Linked DNA regions of Mus musculus: all the other regions are linked to region 2. A link is a loop called in an ENCODE intact Hi-C map of the cell type or tissue named here. Cell type or tissue: left cerebral cortex. All regions are shown on one strand.

The links. Peaks named below come from ENCODE experiments on the same cell type or tissue, not always from the same donor. Only the 100,000 strongest peaks of a DNase experiment are listed, where the experiment ranks them.
Region 1: a loop joins it to region 2, with 4 times the contacts of the local background. A loop is called at or near these places in 5 of 42 quality-filtered maps.
Region 3: it touches region 2 in a loop (4-fold over the local background); 2 of 42 quality-filtered maps call a loop at or near these places.
Region 4: it touches region 2 in a loop (3-fold over the local background); 2 of 42 quality-filtered maps call a loop at or near these places.

What each region holds. Positions count from the first base shown.
Region 1 is chr1:65,541,389-65,546,388 of GRCm38, reverse strand. No RefSeq gene overlaps it. Among named protein-coding and RNA genes, the nearest start is that of Pth2r, 230 kb to the right of the region's middle. In left cerebral cortex, no CTCF peak of the experiment used is centred here; DNase peaks (open chromatin) are centred at 845 and 2,019.
Region 2 is chr1:65,331,527-65,336,526 of GRCm38, reverse strand. The region is part of intron 2 of Pth2r (parathyroid hormone 2 receptor); the gene reads right to left. Among named protein-coding and RNA genes, the nearest start is that of Pth2r, 23 kb to the right of the region's middle. In left cerebral cortex, no CTCF peak of the experiment used is centred here; DNase peaks (open chromatin) are centred at 776, 1,571 and 2,349; H3K27ac peaks cover 2,097 bases.
Region 3 is chr1:65,449,900-65,454,899 of GRCm38, reverse strand. No RefSeq gene overlaps it. Among named protein-coding and RNA genes, the nearest start is that of Pth2r, 140 kb to the right of the region's middle. In left cerebral cortex, no CTCF peak of the experiment used is centred here; a DNase peak (open chromatin) is centred at 2,412.
Region 4 is chr1:65,638,369-65,643,368 of GRCm38, reverse strand. No RefSeq gene overlaps it. Among named protein-coding and RNA genes, the nearest start is that of Crygf, 290 kb to the left of the region's middle. In left cerebral cortex, a CTCF peak has its summit at 2,944 (motif pointing left); no DNase peak of the experiment used is centred here.

The DNA of each region.
Region 1 (5,000 bases), 210 kb before region 2:
ACTATTGCATTCAATCTGTGTAAGTTTAGCACAGAATAACTATCAATAAATATAACATTACTTCCTTTTCTTTATTTGAAATTACTGAGCTTGATAGTGATAGTTAAATATATTAGCTTAGTGGGATGGTTTAAAATCTAAAAACTGTTATACTGGAGTGTGTTTGCTTGAGCAACCATTCTGACTGACAGAATAAGAAAATAAATCACCTAGAGCAGAAATTCTTGGTTCCTGTAACCTGATAATGCTTAAGATCATAATGATAGGATTTCATGAAAGGCATTTCTATTTCATATTCATCAGTAAATTATTTCACATCCCAAGAAACATTCGTATAGTACAAAAACCTCAGAGTGTAGCACCTGCTTATAAAATTTCACTTATCCTAGCCCTGTTACTTTTTGCCAGGAACATGATGGGCTAATCAGGGGTAGAAAAGGAAAGAAACAAGCCTGAAGGGTTCCCCTGGGGAGCGGACAGCGAACAACAGAACAGACACCTGGCCTATTCTGAAAAACAAAATTCTTGATTATTTTGTCTTTTGGGTACTGACACAGTGACTAGTCAGTGTGTTGCAACATGGATGAGTATTGGAATGAAATGGAAATCTCCCTTTTAGGGATCAGGATATAAGCACAGAGAGAAAGACTGTGCTCAGCAGAGGGGAAAATGAGGTCTTTCAGGACAAAAAAAAATGCACCTCACAGAGAGGAGCTGGTGCTGGAGCAGGGTATACCACAAAATTGTATTAGATTCCATTGGTGGCTCTCCAGTTGTTTCTATTTCTGCACTTAGCATTCTCCGAGGTGAGCAGGAAAAAACCAGCAAGCTGGGGAGGGATGGGAAGAAGAAAGTAGGTTAGACACTGCATGTCCTTCAGTTTGGGAAGTGCTGCATCTTCACTGCATTAAAGATGGGGTGGAATCATGTGAACACGACCCAAGAATGGTCCCTAGGAGAAGTTGGCAACCCTAACAGTCACTCAACAAACAAGAACCTGGGCTGGAGAGATGGCTCAGCAGTTAAGAGCACTGACTGCTCTTCCAGAGGTCCTGATTTCAATTCCCAGCAACTACATGGTGGGCTCACAACCATCTGTAATGGGATCTGGTGTGTCTGAAGACAGATACAGTGTACTCATATGCATAAAATAAATAAATAATTCTTTTTTTTTTAAAAAATAACCTCATTCTGAAACAAAATTCTGACAACCCGAACCAGCTTACAAATGAATCCTTCTTGGGTCCTCAAAACAAAACTGTATCATGTTTGCTGGCATGCTGATTTCAGTCTTGTAAGATCCTAAGCAGAACGACTTCATCAGGTCCACAGCTGAACTGTGTGATACCAACTACCACTTAAACATTTTGCTCAATGTTAACAAAAACATATTGTGGCAAAGCAACTCTCCATGATGTGATAAAAAATTAATTTTACCCATTCTATTAGACAATAAACTATAGAATCAAGTCAATATATATATATACATATATATATATACATATACATATATCACAAACATAATAAGGAGGTCAAATTCAGAGATGAATTAGAGAAAGGTCCCAGCTGTGGATCTGGAGTATTTGTACTAATCTGATATATAATCTTCATATTTGAACACTAATGCTGGTTTGCATTTGGAAGACCCATCTTTAAGGAAGTCCCTGATACACATTACTAATCATCCTTTCATATCCTCCATGCAGGTGCTCAATTAGATATGTCAGCACCTTTGAATTTGTCTCTTTGGTGCTGAGAGCTGCCTATTCAGCAGGAACTTCCATTCATATAATAAAGAACTACCCGGAGATCTTTATTATGTCATAGTAATTCAAATTAATTTGTAAGAGGAAAGCTTTAAATCTTGTCATTTATCTCTGCTGGAAATCCACCAGAGAACATAATTTTAGAGATCTAGGAGCCAAGCTCATTATTTCCAAAAGCACAGCTGTCATTTACACTAGCTCACAGCAAGTTCATTCAATAAGATGAAGCTGCCTTTCCATTCATGCATTCATTTCCTGGGTAGTTTGTTCTATTGTCCATCAAGCCACAAATGTAGAACTGTGTTTCCGTTGTGTGCCTTCCAGACTCCTCGTGATACCGTGAGTTGCATGAGGCAACCGTGTCTTTCCTTTTCTAATCCTAGGGTTGTTCTCATTAACTTCTTATTTAAGCTGTAGTCAAATTTATAAAACATGAAATTCAAAATCTTGAATACCCTAAAAGATTAATTCAGCACATCTACCCTGCTGGGGAGCCAATATCCAGAAGCCTTACATCATTATAGGACCCAGTTCCTCATGACTGTTGTCTGTCACCATTGTGCTTTCTATCTCAATGAATAGACTACTATAAGCAATTCATAGTAGTGGAAAGTATAAAATTTTTGTTTATGACTATCATATTAGGCTGAGCATTATGCCTTCAAGGACTGTTCATTTTTTTACAACTGTCAAAGCCCTTGTCCTTTTTATAGCTGAGGACGTTTCTAAATGTATGTATATGCTACATTGTGCTACATTGTGCTTATCTGCTCCTCCACAAGTATATTCTTGAATTGATTCTACTTTTTGTCTATTGTGAATAATTCTGCCCTGAATGTGGGTGTATAACTATCTTACTTACTTCTTATCAGCAGGGTAGGTTGAAAAATTGGGAAAGACCTAGGAGGAGTAGGGAGATGGAGAGTGACTGATGATAATACACTGTAGGAAGTTCTCAAAGAACTAATAAAAACTTAAAAGTAAGTATATTTGTTTATGGCTGTCTCATCTGTTGTGAATCCTTGAGCATCTTGTTTGGTGTGTATGTCAAAGGCCCAACCTCTCACCCAGTACGTTCTATTTGCTTTAAAATATTTACTAAAAACCAAATATCATTTTTCTTATTAGCCCAGGAACTACAATGGAAAAAGCATGTCTTTTGCTTTCAGATAGTTTAGTCTTTAAGAACACAGACTGTACATGAATCACATTGCTACACATGTAACAGTTACTAATTAAGAGCACAGACTATTAAGAATTACATTGATATACATGCTACAGATGATGGAAGTGAAGCAGAATCAGGCTGGGTAAAGGAAGTGAATATAGGGAAAATAGCTAGCATGAGCAAGTGGGATGGTAGAAAAGTATATTAAATCAGGATGACTGTGGTAAGCTGGCCACAGTGAGGAAGGAAGCTGGGAGGCATAGACGGCAGCTCACTGTTTCCTAAGCAATGGTCAGGAACTTGGACTTCAGTCTGAAAACTTATAGGGAATCAGTAGGAATAAATGGTAAGTTGAGTACAAAATGAGAATATTGTCTGATACCCAGAGTGATGAGCTGCTTAAGAGTGCTTGTGAATTCTGCCTAGACTACAAGTGCACTAAGCTGGCAGATAAACAATAATTAGTGGGATTCAGAAACCAAGACAACAGGGCCTATGGAAGGTGAAATTTGGGGTCCGTAGTGTGACTCTAAGGCTCACATGGACTAAACTGCAGATTAAGATTTGTTCTTGAGAATACTGCAGGGAAAATGAGAAGTCCTATTTGTCAAAAGAAAGTAAAAGCCCAGACTCAAAGGAAGATAAAATTACTCATTGTACTGAATCCAAATGGACTATCTGGTAGGTTTGGGAGCTGTCACCAAAGTCACAGTCATTCATGAGGACTCAGGAGCTTCACCAAGACCATATTTCTATCAAAACTGACTATAGTATTCCCCCTTGGCTTCCCTTTATCTTTCTGCAATTGTCGAGCGCGCCCAACTGGCCAGGAAGCAGGACGCCACAGCAGGATCCTTCTGCACACGTTTATTCAGTCCTATTTCTTCTTGTTTATATCTCCCTTGTTTATATCTCCCCTGTTTGTATCTCTCCCTCGTTTATATCTCCCAATAATAACAATCCTCTCTCGAATAATAATCCTCCTCTAACCCGGGCCTCTCACTCTTATATACTCTCAGTTCCCATCCACGCACAGCAGGCCACGCCACCTCACCAGGCACGCAGCTTCAGCTAATCAGGGCAGCAGGGGCAAATCTCCACCAAATTGGATTCACCTGTATCCTGGTACACCTGCGCAGCACTCAAGATGTTTGTGTCTTATATGAGGAAGTCAGGTGCAAGTCATATGACTTAGCTGCAGTCCCTGGCGCCTTTAGGACTGCCGCCACACCTGCTCCTAACAATTCCCCCTTTTTTCTTTTTTGGCAGAGAGAATGTCTGTAGATAGCCCCCCGCAGCCATGCCCCTTACCCGTCCTTGGGTGACAAACAGCATTGGTTTGATCCCTGTCTTAGGTTGGTGACATGCCCAGGGAGTCTTATCACTGACTACCTCTCTATTATGCCAAGCCACACCTGGGGAGATTGTGTTTTGCTTGCGGCAGGTGCATCAAAAGGCCAGGATGTTAATTAACTTATGGCCAGATCTTAATTGCTGCAAGCAAGCCTCATGGGTGAAGGTAGAGGTCTGATCCCCAGTGTGCAAGCATAGGGGCCCTACACAAAACCATCCCTTAGGCTCATCACCCAGAGAGGTCTTGGCCAGCTCCCGTGTCGTTTTTCCTGGGGGAAGGGAACTAGGACACTGAACCTTCATGCAATCAGACCTGCCTTCCACAGGATGCCAACAGCAAGCTATCCTCTGTGCAGTGCTTAGCCTCGCACCCCAAGGCATAACGCAGCATAATTTCTTTTAGAGCGGCAAACCAAATCTGAGGAGATTGTCCCGCCTCCACTGCAGCAAAAGCCTACGCTACCATGGCTAAAGTGCGGGCCGCACACTCTGCACCTAACACATGTGCCAAACACAAAAAACACACACACACTATAACAAGCATACATCCCAGGGCTCTCATCCCCGCTCATCTTCCCTGAAGCAAGGGATAGATAGCCAGAGAGGCTATCTCTTTAAGGGGAATTCAGGGATCAAAAAGCGTGGAAAAATTTGAATGTCATGTCGAGCTGGTATCGGCTTCTGGAATACCGAAAGGATCTCCCATCTCGGCT
Region 2 (5,000 bases):
TTAAAGTATCTAAATCATTCCAGTGGACTCACTATCTCACTATAAAAATGATGACAATTCATGTATAAGAAACACTGGGAGTCACTGTGAACAGCTGTGGCATATTTCTTCCAACTGTCCCAGTAGTCGCTACAATTTTACCTGAGGTTCTTTTTTAAGCTGCTGTTGAAGAACTTGGTACACAAAAGTGATTCAAGATGTAGGTTTTCACCAATAAGTTTTAGTCTCATGCTCACCTCACACACATCTTGATCTGCACATCTCAAGATGAAAACAATCTCATCATTCTTACAACCTTCCAGTCTGTCACACCCCTAGCTAGAGTATTCAGCAAGCCATTTTTAAGGCATATTCCCTCTCTCCACTCCCTCCTCCTCTTCCTGCTCCTCTTCCTTTTCCTCCTTCTCCTCCTCCTTGTCTTCCTCCTCCTCCTCCTCCTCTTCCTTCCCCATCTCCATCTTGTCCACCTTTTCTTCTTTCTCTCTCCACCTCTAACCCTCTCTGGAGGACAACTGTCCTCCTGGAGGACAATTTTCTCTAGTCCTCCCCACCACTGTCTTTGTGCTTCTTATGATTAGCTGTGTAAAGTGTGGGAGTGCAATACGTTAGGATATAGCCAAAGACTGACTAGAGAAGACCTGCCTGTGTTCAGCTCCCTCTCAGACACAGGAAGTTCCTGCAACATACTGTGTGTTCTCTGCTTTGTACATCCCAGGGAAGGAAGCTTTTCAGAGTGATTCAACTGTCTGGAAAGTGATAAGTCTGCAGTAGAGAGTCTATACACGCCAGAATGTTACTAAGCATAACATTCATAGCATTCAAGCCATAGGCTCTTGATGAATCCTTGGCTTCTCTTGTCCTTTCTGCCTGTTTAGCAGGTAAAGCTGCTTCCTGATCCCTGTTATGTGCTAGAGTATTCTATCATGCCTGATTCACACAGTTGGTACCAATGATACACTCACATTTGCTCTTATCACATTGACCCCCAACCCCCATATGACCACAGTCACTGACCCACAGTCTACTTCCTGGCCATTTCTGAAGAAACTAATGATCTTCCTTCCCCAGGATGTATGTCCCACTGACATGTCCAGGTTCAGCTTAGCTTGCTTTTCTGGGGTTTCAACATTGTTTCTCCTCATTACCTCAATATTCCTTCACTTACCTCTTCCAGACTCTTTCTTAAATGTTAACTTCTGAGTAAACATTCCCAGTCCAAAATTGTACCACAAATCACCCCTCCCCTGTCTCCTGCTGTCATTCTTCCACAGTTCTCCACACCTCCCAATGTTATATGGGTCTTTTTTTTTTTTCCTATTGTTTTCTTAAGTCAGAGAATTGAAGGAACCAAGGGTGGAGCTCTTTTGTCTCGTGCATTAGCCATGCTCCTGACACAGCCCCTGACACTGATTAAGGCTTAACAAATGCTCACCATCAGTGCTGTGCTCTTCAGGGCTCCTTTCCTTTGGTCATATACTGAACTTCCAAGAAGAGAGCTTGTCAGCCAGATCACACCCCCACGTCCCCAACAGAGACACTTGCTGTGAGTGCTGCATTCATTTTCCATGACAAATTTCACAGTGTTAAACAAGGTCTGAACCCTGGCTCAGTAGAGCCTTTGCTTATGAACTCACAGGGGCAAAACCAAGAGCTGACAGGCTGGGCTCTCTTCTGGAGTCTCAGAAGGTATGTATATTTGTTTGCTCGTTTCAATAGTTGGCAGCGTTCAGTTCATCCACTGGGAAAAATGATTTCTTTCTGGCTGTGTGCAGTGAACTTGCCCAGCCTTAGAAGGCAGGTGAGTGACATCACTGTCTCCTGACCTCCTTCCTTCCTCTTCACAGTCAACAGTGGAGACTAGGTCCTTCTTGCATCTTGAATCTCTCGCAGTTCTCCTTGTCATACAGCTCAAATGATTCTGCTACCTTCCTCCTCCTCCATTCCTCAAGAACCAGATGATTATACTGTGCCAACCTAGATGATCCAGAATAGCTTCCACATTTTAATGTTCATAAGCTTAATTCCATTTGCAGTGTCCGTTTGGCTATGTAGCATAGCATATACGGGCATACCACCAGGTGCTAGCAGTGGGTTCCTTAGGGGCTCCATTATTCTGCCATCACAAATACTCACTAGCACTCATCATGTCCAGTTGTCTAGTTTGAAAGTCATGCAAACACTGGCATGCCCGATCATAATCCAGTATCAACCTGGAGTAACTTCTCAGCGTCTGATTCTTACACAGAAACAAACATTTGGTCTGCTTTGTGTCTTTCTGAAGGGATAAGAAAAGAAAATGTCTTCGTTCACCCACACTGTTCTCACAAAAAAGAACCTATTCCTGGAAACAGCCTCACTTCCCTCACAATCTCAGCCTGCCTTCACACACCACAGGCAACCCGGGAATTCATCCCACTGCCTCTTACTTCTGCTGCCACTTCATCTGCCTCTCTTTCTACGGCATCTGCTGTTGCTCTTGCTGCTTCTGTTCTTGCTGCTGCTGATGATGATGATGATGGTGGTGATGGTGATGATGGTGATGATGGTAATGATGATGTTACTGCTGTCGCTGTTTCTGTTACTGTTGATGGATGTGGTAATGGTCCTTTGCTTTTCTTGCTGCTCACAGTGACTAACAACTCAGTCTGCCATCAGTTTCTTTTAGAATGTGCTAGAATTCCATATGACTTCCTGACCATTTGTTTTGTTGTTAGTAAGGCATGTGTCTTTTCAAAGTTGGACCATTGCTAAAGTTCGGATCTTCAATGCCCCACAAAGCTCCATGGGCTTAGGCATGGATGTGTGATGGAGAAGCGGTGGGAACTTCAATGTGTAAGGCCCACTGATGTATCTTCAGGTGATGGGAAGCATGCCCTGGAAGAATGATATGACCAGCGTTCCTACATTCCTCTTTCTAAGAGTTGAGAAGTATTGCTTTATAATGTGTTTCTGCCATGTTATCCTTCCGTGAGCCCAAAGCAACAGAAACAACCAGTCATATAATAAAACTAAGACTGTGAGAGCCAAATAATTCTCTTTTCTTAAAGCTTGTTTAGCCGAGTTTGTTATTGTTTCAGAAGGCTAACTCTACTGTCCAATCAATATGTACCTAATAAACACTTCACAACCAACACAAACTGGACCTGGAAGCATGGTCTTATTTTCCTGTCTGGAAAATGCATGCTCTAATGTCATGTACTATGTTTGGGAGTTAGTCACATGATGCGTTAAAGTCTTCATCTAAGTGTCAAATCTATGGGTCAGTATATTGTACAATTACTCTGTATTAGAACAGTCGTGAAAAGGAATTTTCTTAGGTTCTGAGAAAAATTTCTGGTTTCTACAAGATGTTACCCCATCAGTGAATGAACATAGCCTCAGACCTTGCCCCCAAATTCAGAAAACCAACAGCCCTTAAAACAAGATTTTTACAAAACATGTTAATGTCTCTGGTGGCTTTTTGACAAGAAGAATAAAAAGTCACAAAAGGTTAGAAAGACTAAGGAAGCCTGGACCCCAAGCATACAGTGTGGAGCTCTAATTAATGTCTTCTCCTGTGTCCTCCTGTGAGAAATACTTGGATTATCTGACACAACACTAATTACTAATCCCATGTCATTCTCATTTTTATAAATTAACACCACTAATTATAACTCTCATTCCCTTCTTTATCCTAAGCAAAGCTAATTATCATTCAGTTATGATATTTACACAGAATGGTCTAAAATTTAGAAAATCCAGATTTTTATCCTTTTAGCTCTTAAATTACTCATAACAAAATAAGATCATACTTGGAAGGAGGACCAGAAGGCATAAAACCTTTGCTTTTTTGTTTGTAAATCTTCAATAATTTTTGGACTAGGTATCTGTATTTATGCATCACTTTCCTTTCACAAACATTTGAATTTTCTGTTCTTACTATAGATTTTTTTACATATTTAGTGTCTATCTGTATGACTGTCTGAACACATGAATGAGAGCCACATATGTGCAGTACATAAGGAAGTAAGAACAGGCTCCAAACCCTGGCACTTGGGTTATAAATGGTTGTGAGCCACTATGGGGGCACTAGGAATAGAACTCGAGTCCTCTGCAAAAACAGGTCTTAATCTCTGAGCCATCTCACCAGTCCCAAACTTTTTCAGAAATAAAAAAAAAAATACTATATGCTTATTACATAGAATTTATAGTTAATGGTATGTTATAATACTTATTTCAGTTCATGTGTTTTCATATAGCTTTACAATAGTTATATGTAGCATTAACAGCCTCTTTCTAAATATTTTTATATCTGATTTCAACTTTAAGATCACTTAAAATAAAATTTTCTTGTTAGCTAATAAATTCAAAATGTCAGTCGAGATTTTAACAACATTAAAGTGCAGAGTGTTTTTAGTTAATTATACCTATAATTAAGCAACTGATAGATATTATACAGATATAAATAAACTATATCTGTGACTCCAGGCAGAGAGCCAAACAGATAAATGGTATAACAAGATGGCTGCTCTAGGCAGAGAGCCGACCAGTAAGATGATATGAAGATTGCTTTGTATGCTTCCCAGGATACTCAAATTCTGTCTAACATGGGCTCCACAGGAATCTTGGGGTTTTATCCTGCTTGGCAAAATAGAAAAGGCCTAAGAATAGCCACACACAGTATTTTAGTTTACTTTCTTTTTTTGGTTTGTTTTAACTTTCAAAATGGGTTTGATTTTGAGTTTTGTGGTTTTACTATTATTCCTCTGGAAAAGAGGGCAGGATACAAGCTTTCCTGGTTGCTGACTAAAGGATATGCTATTTGGGGAGAACCGTTTTGTTTTTACATGTTTAGAAAAGGTGATTAGAGTCTTTACACCTTCCAGAGTTATATGGATCAGATATGATGAAGGGAGACTCCCAGAGGACTAGATTCCAGATAATCAAACAAAAAATTTATCTTGATGATACTAAAATTTTGTTTTGAGATTTGTATATTACAGAATATAAAGCCTTGGTGA
Region 3 (5,000 bases), 120 kb before region 2:
TATTAAAAATTAATAAATTCACACTGGAAAAAAGACAGCATCTTCAACAAATGGTGCTGGTCAAAATGAATGTCTACACATAGAAGAATCCAAATGGATCCATATTTAGCACCCTACACAAAACTCAAGTCTACATAAATCAAAGATCTCATCATAAAACCAGACACCTTGAAGCTAATAGAAGAAAAAATGAGGAACAACTTTGAACTCCTTGGTACAGGAGACATCTTTCCGAACAGAAATAAGGACAACAATTAATAAATGAGACCTTACAAAATCAAAAAGCTTCTGTATCGCAAAAGACACTGTCAATCATACAAAAAAGTAGCCTACATAATGGGAAAATATTTTTGCCAACTCCATATCCAATAGAAAAAATCTGATATTAAAATATATAAACAACTCAAAAACTAGATATTAATAAAACAATCCAATTTGAAAATGGGGTACAGTTCTATACTGAGAATTCTCAATAGAGGAATCTCACATGGCTGAGAAACATTTAAAGAAATGTTCAATATCCTTAGATATCAGGGAAATGCAAATCAAAACTAGTTTGAAATTCTAACTCACTCCTGTCAGAATGACTAAGGTCAATTAACACAAGTGAAAGCTAATGCTGGTGAAGACGTGGAGTAAGGGGAACATTTCTCCATTGCTGTGAGGAGAGCAATCTTGTACAGCCACTATCAAAACTAATATGGTGGTTCCTCAGAAAACTAGGATTTAATCTGTCTGAAAACCCAGCTATATCACACTTGGCATAGACCCAAAGGACACTCCATCCTACCACAAGGACACTTGCTCAACTATATTCATTACAGCTTTATTCATAATAGGCAGAAACTAGAAATAGCCTAGATGTCCCTCAATTAAGAACAGATTTTTTTAATGTGGTACTTTTATAGTCTAGTGATTTTCTACAATAGTTCTTCATGTTATGGTGAACCCCCAAACCAAAAAATTGTTTCACTGCTACATCATAACTGTAATTCTGCTACTATTGTGAATCTACTGCAATATAGATATCTGATATGCAAGATATGTGATATGAGACTCCAAGGGATCACAACCCACATGTTGATAACTGCTGATTTACGATGGAGTATTACTCTACTGTTAAAAAAAAATCATGAAATTTGCAGTAAATGGATGCAACTAGATAGAAAGAAAATCTGAGCGAAGTAAGCAGACTCAGAAAGACAAATGCAATATGTACTATTTATAAATGGATATTAACTATAATCAAGCTACAATCCAGAGACACAGAGAGGTTAGGTAAAGAGGAGGGTCACAAGGGTAAATAGAATAGATTCTGCAGATGTTCTAGGTTTAGGTAGAGACAGGAGCAGGAGGAATCAGGTGGGGGCAAGGGCAGAGGGCAAGACTGCAGGGAGAATGGAATTAGGTGGCATTTGGGAGCAGTGTGGCTAGTACAATGGAAACTTCCTAGAATCTATGAGGGTGATCCTAGTGAAGACACCTATTAATAGAGGACACCCAGTGTGATGGTTTGTACATTCTCAGCCTAAGGAGTGGCGCTATTAGAAGGTGTGGCCATGTTGGGGTAGGTGTGTCACTGTGGATGTGGGATTCAAGACCTTCATCCTAGCAGTCTGAAGCCAGTATTTTGCTAGCAGCCTTCAGATGAAGATGTAGAATGCTCAGCTCCTCCTACACCATGCCTGCCTGCATGCTGCCATGTTCTTACCTTGATGATACTGGACTGAACCTCTAAACCTACAAGCCAGTGCCAATTAAATGTTGTCCTTATAAGAGTTGCCTTTGCCATGGTGTCTGTTCATAGCAGTAAAACTCTAACTAAGATACCCAGTCTGTATTAACCATGTTTTATAGCCAAGCAAGGCATCCAGTGGTGGGACTGGGTTACATTCAGCTGATTGTTGGCCTAGAGGGTCCAATAGAGGTCTATAAGCAACCCAGGCTGATGCTAAGACAGATCACTCACTGAAAACTCACAGCAAAGATCCATAGATGAGGACAACATCCACACAGCTCATAGAATGTCAAAAGATCAAGCTGGTGCCTACATGGAACCTTCACCCCTAAGATCTAGTGATTTTGGTATGGGAAAGTACTCTATAGGCTATGGAAAGAGAAACCTGGACACCAACCCTGCCAGAGAACCCTTGACCTAAAATCTGTGCTTACTGCAGGATGTACTGGATCAGTGTTAAACCAATGCTTGGTTTTAGATATCCAGAAACCTGAAACTATATAGCTCAGAGACCTAAAATGGAATCGAGCACAACAGCTAAAAAAAATCAATGAAATGATTTCTAATGATATTACGTTATACTGTAGATTGGTGCCTTGCTCAGTTATCATCAGAGAGATTTCTTCCAGCAACAGATGGGAGCAGATGCAGAGAGTGGGCAGGATGTACTGTATGAGAGAAAAACCTATTTACATTGTTTTTAAAAAGACCCTACATTTAGAGTAACTTATTATAGAGCAATCGTGAATATAATCCATCGGATTTAATTCTTGAATTTGGTGTGTGCAGCAGCTTGGTGATGAAATGGAAAGCTTGAATCAGGAATGGTTCCACGTGGGCAACAGAACTAATATGGAAAAAATTCATTGATGTCTGACCTGAACATTAAATTGAGTTCTGTATGTTTTATGGCCACTGATTAGATGGAATTGAAAACACCAGCATCTTCCCACTTTGAATTTTAACTTTTCAAATGCTTACAGACAAACAAGTACTTTAAAATCCATAGACTAGGTCACAGTTAATGCCTCTAATGAATCAGTATGACAATAAACTCATTTCTATGCGTTCAAATCTATTATAGACCTGATGGAAAAACCGAATAACTAAAAAGAATTCACGTGATAGTTTTATGAAACTGAATATTATGGGGGTGCATTGTTCCAGTTTACTGAAAGTCATTCTGATCTTGGTGGAATTTATATTCTACTTGACTTGTGGTCAGCACAAAATGGCAGGGTTACAAATGAATGAAGTATAATCTTACTTCTGATTGAAAGGTTATAACTTATAACTGCTCTTGCCACTGGCACAGCCAGTTTTAGATCATGTAATTATGCATAATGCAGAACAGGTGGGAGACATACTGATCTAAAGGCTTTCACCCTCTAACGGGCTAGAGAGTCGATTAAGCTCAAGTAGGTAGCTAAATCTGACAGACTATCCAGATACCAACTCATGATCTAATCATATGTGTTATTAACAGTTCTTACATGTTCTCAGAGTTCTTAGAATAGTTCTAAGAAATGACTCCTGTAAAAGTCTTCTCTTTAAGACAAGCTGGCTGTTTAAAATGACACAATGTCTAGAAGACACACTCATTAATAAAATAGAGTCTTCCCTCTGACTTTTCCGTTTTGATTTCCTCTTCATACCTCTGGCAGCTTTCTCCCTGGTTCATCCATCGCAGCCTTATAGGTGAAGTATATCTCCATTCTTTCATCTGAAAAATCTCCTGTAATTGTGCTTTGCAGCACTTTTCACAATGTGATTATGTCCTTAATCATATGTAAACATTTGCTTACCATCCAGCTTCTTGAGGACTTGGCTAAGTCTGTAGCCATAAAATTTCCCATAATTTCTCCAGTGCTGAATACATAAGACACTACATAAAATCTTATCTATAGACTGGTTTCTAAGAGCTGTATTTTTAGTATTTGTTGTCTGTTCTTTCCCCCATCTCATCTCTATCACAAAATTGGGACAGTTATAACTCAATTGGATATATCCTGGGCATATACCCAAAAGATGCTCCTCCATACCACAAGGAGACTTGTTCAACTATGTCCATAGCAGCTTTATTCATAATATCCAGAATTTGGAAACAACCCAGGTGTCTCTCAACTGAAGAATGGAACCCAGACCCAGAAAGACACACATGGTATGTATTCATTTATAAGTAGATATTAGCCATAAAGTACATACAAGATACCCACACTACAATGCACAGACCCAAAGAAGCTAAGTAACAAAGAGGGCCTAAGATAGAATGCTTGACTCTCATTCAGAATGGGAAATAATATAAACATCAGAAGTGGATTGAGAGAGGGAACTAGTTTGGAGAGGGGATGGGGAGGGTACAGCAATGGTGATCAGGTGTGGGGTTGGGGATGAATGGGCTAGAAGAGAGAAGGAAATTAATGGGGGTGGGGCATTTCTGGGACAGGGGAGGCTCCTGGGAGAATATAGTGGTGACTCTAGCTGTGACTCCTACCAGCTTGGGATATGGAGACTGAAGTGGCCACCTCCTGTAGCCAGGCAGGTCTTCCAGTGAGGGACACCAACCCACTTACAAAACCTTGGACCCTAAATCTGCCCTACCTACAAGATATGCAGGGATAAAGATGGCCCATTTTTAAGGCCTCTGCACTCATGACCCAATCAATTCCCATTAGCCCCCACCTACCAGCACTGTACAATGGGCATCGTGCTTCCATACATGAACTTTTGAAACACTTAAACCACTAATCGTGAATGGTTTATAATGGGACTTAAAACACTGTTTAATTAAAATCTCTGGGAAGTTTGTGTTTAAGATAATGTGTTGATATTTTATGATACTGGGGATTGAACCTAGTGACTTGTACATACTAGACAAGTAGTCTACCACTGTGTTACATCACAATCACCAAGGTTTTGAATTTTACCTCATTTTGTTTCTTTTATTCAAGACTATATCACACTATGCAGCTCTGCCTGACCTGAACTTACTATGCAGACCTAGCTGTCCTTGCACTAATAGAGATATGTCGGTCTTTTGCTTATAATTTTTAAGCCCCTGATTGGGAATTACAGCTCTATGTGCAAGGAAAGAGTTAGCCAGAGCCAGGCTGACTCCATGACAAGCTGCAAACTGGTTGTTTGGGAGACTAGCCTAAGTTTCTTTTTCGCAGAACTGAAAAAGTCTAAAACAAGTCAGTTTCAGGAAACAAACAAAACACTGCTCACGGGCAACCAATCAGGAAGTGCCCGAGCATCTTTG
Region 4 (5,000 bases), 310 kb before region 2:
AAATGAGTGTCCCAATAGTGGCTACACTCTCATGGGTGCCCCAAATTGAATGTAGGTGTTATGATTTTTTTTATTGACTACTTTTTATAAAAACATAAAATTCCTAACTGATTTAAACAAGTTTTTATAAACATTTAATTTCCAATTACCCAGGCCTCGTCTCATGAAAATCTTATATTTAATTCTCTAATTTTATTTTATAAGAAATTCATGGAATTGGCAGCAGATGTTGCCATTTAAATTATAACCACTCTAAGAGAATCTGCATTTTCAAAAAAATTCTGAACACAACAGATCAGCCTGCTTTTAATGCATCTTAATATATTTTATCATGACCAGCATGCATAAAGAAATTTAGAATTTCTAGCAGTATACTAGATCAAAGCAGAGTTCGTATTACTTTTAAAAGACATAGCACCCCTGGTGGAATAATACTAAGAAAAACATAAAGCTATGCTGATAATACAATGTCAGGATGCAGCAATAAAGCATTCATCATCATCATCATCATCATCATCATCATCATCATCATAATGCCCATATATTAGACTGAGCATCCTTATGCAGAAGAGAACACAGCATTCATTACCTGGACACAAGGAAGTCAGAAAACCCAAACATCAGCTTGGACTTTAGGTAAATGAATCAATATTTGAAACTTCTAGTTACTGTGGAGACCCTTAGGATCTACTGGGCATTTGTGTAACATTCCTCAGAAGCTAGCTTTTGTGTCTTGCATCCATTCTATTTTCATTCATTATAATTAGGGACAAATTTGTTTACTTTATAAAATGCTGGTGTTGATGCATCTGATCCTGTTCCCCTTCCTTCTCTTCTGAAACTTGAATGTAACAAAATGAGAATATGAATGGTGATCATTAACCATCATTCCGTGTGCAACAGATTTTACAAACCAGACCACCACCTCCTAGGCTGCTGGTTTAACAAGCCTATATAGAAGGTTGAAGACGTCAATAACCAGTGATTTTCATTAAAGCCAAAACACATGACAAAATGCAATAAAACAATAACAACAAGTTTGGCTAGGTGCTTAACATTTCATAGATTTGTATATGGTATAATGGTATAAGACTCTAAGTTTGAAATTATTAAAGAAGGTTTAGTTTTTTTAAGGAAGTTTTGATTTCAAGTCACATTTTATCACTATTTAAGTAGAATGTTATTAAAAGACTTTATATTAGATTCTCGGTTACACATCCTCCTTACCTTTATGCAGTTTCTCTCTCTCTGAAACATGGGCTTTGCTCTATTGTGGATAATACTAAGAGTTGAAAATGGGGACTGAGAAGAAGGCACAGTGAAGAAAATCACTGCAGAGCAAGCATGAGGACCTGAGTTTAAATTCACAGCATCCACATAAAAGCCAGGGGTGACTGCTCATGCCTATAGCACTTGGAAGCAGAGACAAGCTGGTGTTTGAGTCCTGCTGCCTAGCCATGGCTGAACTGGTGAGCTCTAGAATCAGTGAGCAACCCTGTCTCTAAAACAGTAAAAGTAAGAAGAAATAGAAGATATTTAACTCTAGTCTCTACATATATGTACATGCACACACACACACACACACACACACACACACACACACACACTTAAATATAAAAATAGTCAGGTTAACTCATTTCTTCTTCTTAAAGAGTGTGAATCACTTTAAAAGGAGATTATTTCTATCTATATATCTGTCTACCCACATACCTATATTATTTGGGGACTGTTATGTCTGCACTCAAGGCTATACACTTAATATTATAATATCCCATTTTGATTTTAGCTGATTGATAACATACTTTTACACAATATGAGAAATTACAGAACATATAGCATAAGCATTTCATAGCATTTACATAAAATTGCTATTGGGGATATTGAAATTAGTATTTTAATATTTGTTAAAACATAGCAGTCATTAGGTCAAATATCATTATTTATTTGAAAGTCCACAGTTTGCTTCTTAGAAATCAAATATATTTTTTTAAAAATATCCTTCCCCAAATTAAATTTTTTTCTTTTTAAAGTCAAATAGTCCATGAAGTTCCTTAAATTACAAAGTATTTTTCATTTGTGAATGTACATTACTTATTAGAAAACAATAAGAATTGGGTCCCTGTTAAGCAAATACACCTCTGTGACTTGTCACCTTATAGTTTGGGCTGTTTGTTTTGGGGTCATTGTCTTCACTAATCTATAAATGCCTTTAAAACTCTGAGTCATGTATTTCATACTTATACTACCAATGCCTAAAATACTTTTATTCTTCTATTTGATTGCCTGAATAAATGAATTAAGTTAAATGATGGGAAAAACTAATATATTCTTGAAACTTTGGGTCTTTTTTCTTGTAAATAAAGCAGATTAGAGTTGACCTTTGTACAAGCAATTGGTGGCACAGAAAATCAGACTAGTGTGACTAAAGACAAATGTTGAGTATGCCACAGATCATCACGAAAGCTTTGTAAAGAAAGAGGAAGAAAAAGGCATAGCAGACTAATTAAAAGCAACACTCAAAGCTCTGAACTTCGGTAGGAACAAGGCATGCCACCAAGGGCAGCACTCAAGTCTTCGATTAACACTGAAAACTCCAAATGAGTCCCTGCATCGACAGAGATCAGATTTGAAGAGATACTTTGTTCCACGTCTTTTGCTATTTATACTTGTATTCATTTTTAGGGTAAAAAGACAGTGACAATGGGTTCTGGGGCATGCACAGCAAATTTGCTGCAATGTTTGCTTGCTGAGTTTAAACATCCCCAAACTAGATGCAGCAGAGACCCTTAATAGCCACAACGCACCCAGCAGAAAATGTGAATAAAGAATTAAGGAGAGTTCCATAAGGCATGTTACTCTCTCTGTTATACAGTATTCATGATTCTTTTAGCAGTATCTTTCATTCATCTTCTGGTACTTGGAGTTATACTGCTGGAGTATGCTGATAGGGTGCCACCTACAGTCAACAAAATAAGTTTAACCTAACTGTGGACATTTCTGAGGTTATAGTTAACTGTGCAATAACACTCTCATCAATTTGCATTAGAGTAAGATTACCCACCATGCCATAGTACACATGTGGAGGTCAGAAAAATAACTTTCCAGAGTTGGTTCTCTCCTTTAACTGGTTGAGGTAGGCTTTCTCATGCTGTTTCTATTGTGCTGTGATACTCCTGGCTAGCTGTCCCGTGAACATCCAAGCAATTCCGTCTCTGCTTCTCATCTTGCTGTCGTACCATTTGGATTACAGTCACATGCAACAATCTCCAACTTTTTCACATGGGTTCTGGGAATCAAACTCAGATCATTAAGTTTGTGTGGCAAGGGCTATCCAACCCATCTATCCCTATGGCTCATATTTATATGCCTCTCTAGACATAGAAACAAAAACTTAAACCATAATTGATGTGGGCTTTATTAGAAACATTCTGCTAAATCCTGTATTTCTTCATTCGGCCTCAAAACTTGATTATTTTATAATATTTAGGAACAGATATTATTTGCTATTGATATTTGTATAATTATAACTGATACTTCATCCTCATTGATGAATACATATATATATATATGTATACATACATATATATGTATATATATGAACATCAAAACTATATAATCATTGAAAAGAATGACTCAATAGGTTCTTAAACATTTAATAATGCATTTACATTTCACCTATTAAGCCCATTGCTTGATTTGTGTCAAACCAAAATATAGCTTATATTTAACAAAAATCTGTACAAGAACATCTATAATAACTTTATTATAAATACTAGGGATGGCACATAAGGGAATTGATTTTAGTGATAGAAATACCTGGCATCTGTATTATGCTGGTAATTACCTCAGTGTACAATTTTGTCAAATATCATTCAAATATATTTTTTAAGTGGGAAAGTTTCTTCTATGGTAACCATACCTCAATAAAGTTCATTTAAAGATATTCTGGTCACTTATAAAATTACCATAAGGAAAGATATTTTCTTAAGAGGAGTTGAAAAGCTGTACCTAAGAAAGGAAAATAGAACTACTAAAGTCTACAATAACTTTGATTTCTCAGCATTCAGTGTAATGAACAATGCCATGTTGATAGCAGCACTTTTTTCCTTCCATACTTTCTAAAAGATGAAATTTCCTGCCTCCTGGAGAGGGGAAGCAGAGGGTTAGAGCAGCCAAGAATGACACATAACTCTAACAGGGCTCATTCATATCTTTTATGGAACAAATTTCATTTTCAAGGTGCAGACATTTCTTAGTTTTATTTAGAAAGTCATTACCAGATGAGTGATTCTTGTTAAAAGAGTACCTTATCGTGACAAAGCTCTCTTTAAGTAACATCTATTTATTTCTTCTGAACAAAATTCTGGCTTTCACTACAGAACAAAGAACATCACAGTATTCTAAAACTTTGGGGAAAATCTGTCTTATTTTATATAACAAGTCATTTTATAGGCAGTAAGTAAAGAAGCAACTATTTATGATACATGGAATGCTTCTAATCCAGGATATATGCACCATCCAAGAAGTATTTTTTAATATCTATCATTCTGTAATCCTGACATGAAAAAGGTATTATCTATCATCTTCAAATATCATGAGCCTCAAAAATACAATAAATAGGAGACATATATTTAAGGCATAACCCACATAAAAACTGTTTGTGATGATTATCACAATGATATATAAATTTATATTATAGTATATAATACATCTCAACAATTATATTATGTAATATATATTTGGAATTATATGACCTACAACATATATGTGTATACATATGTATATGCAAACACACACACACATATATATATAAAATTATATTGCCTACAATATCTAACATGTTGTCTCTGCCATCACTGGTTTCAAAATACATAAAATTATTCCCAGACTGTGAAAGAAATGTTCAAGAATAAGTCTGTGTTGTTATTGTGAATTTATTTAATTTTCTATTTATAGATTTTCTTTTTTAAGGTCACCTCAAGACTCAGAACTTTAAAGAC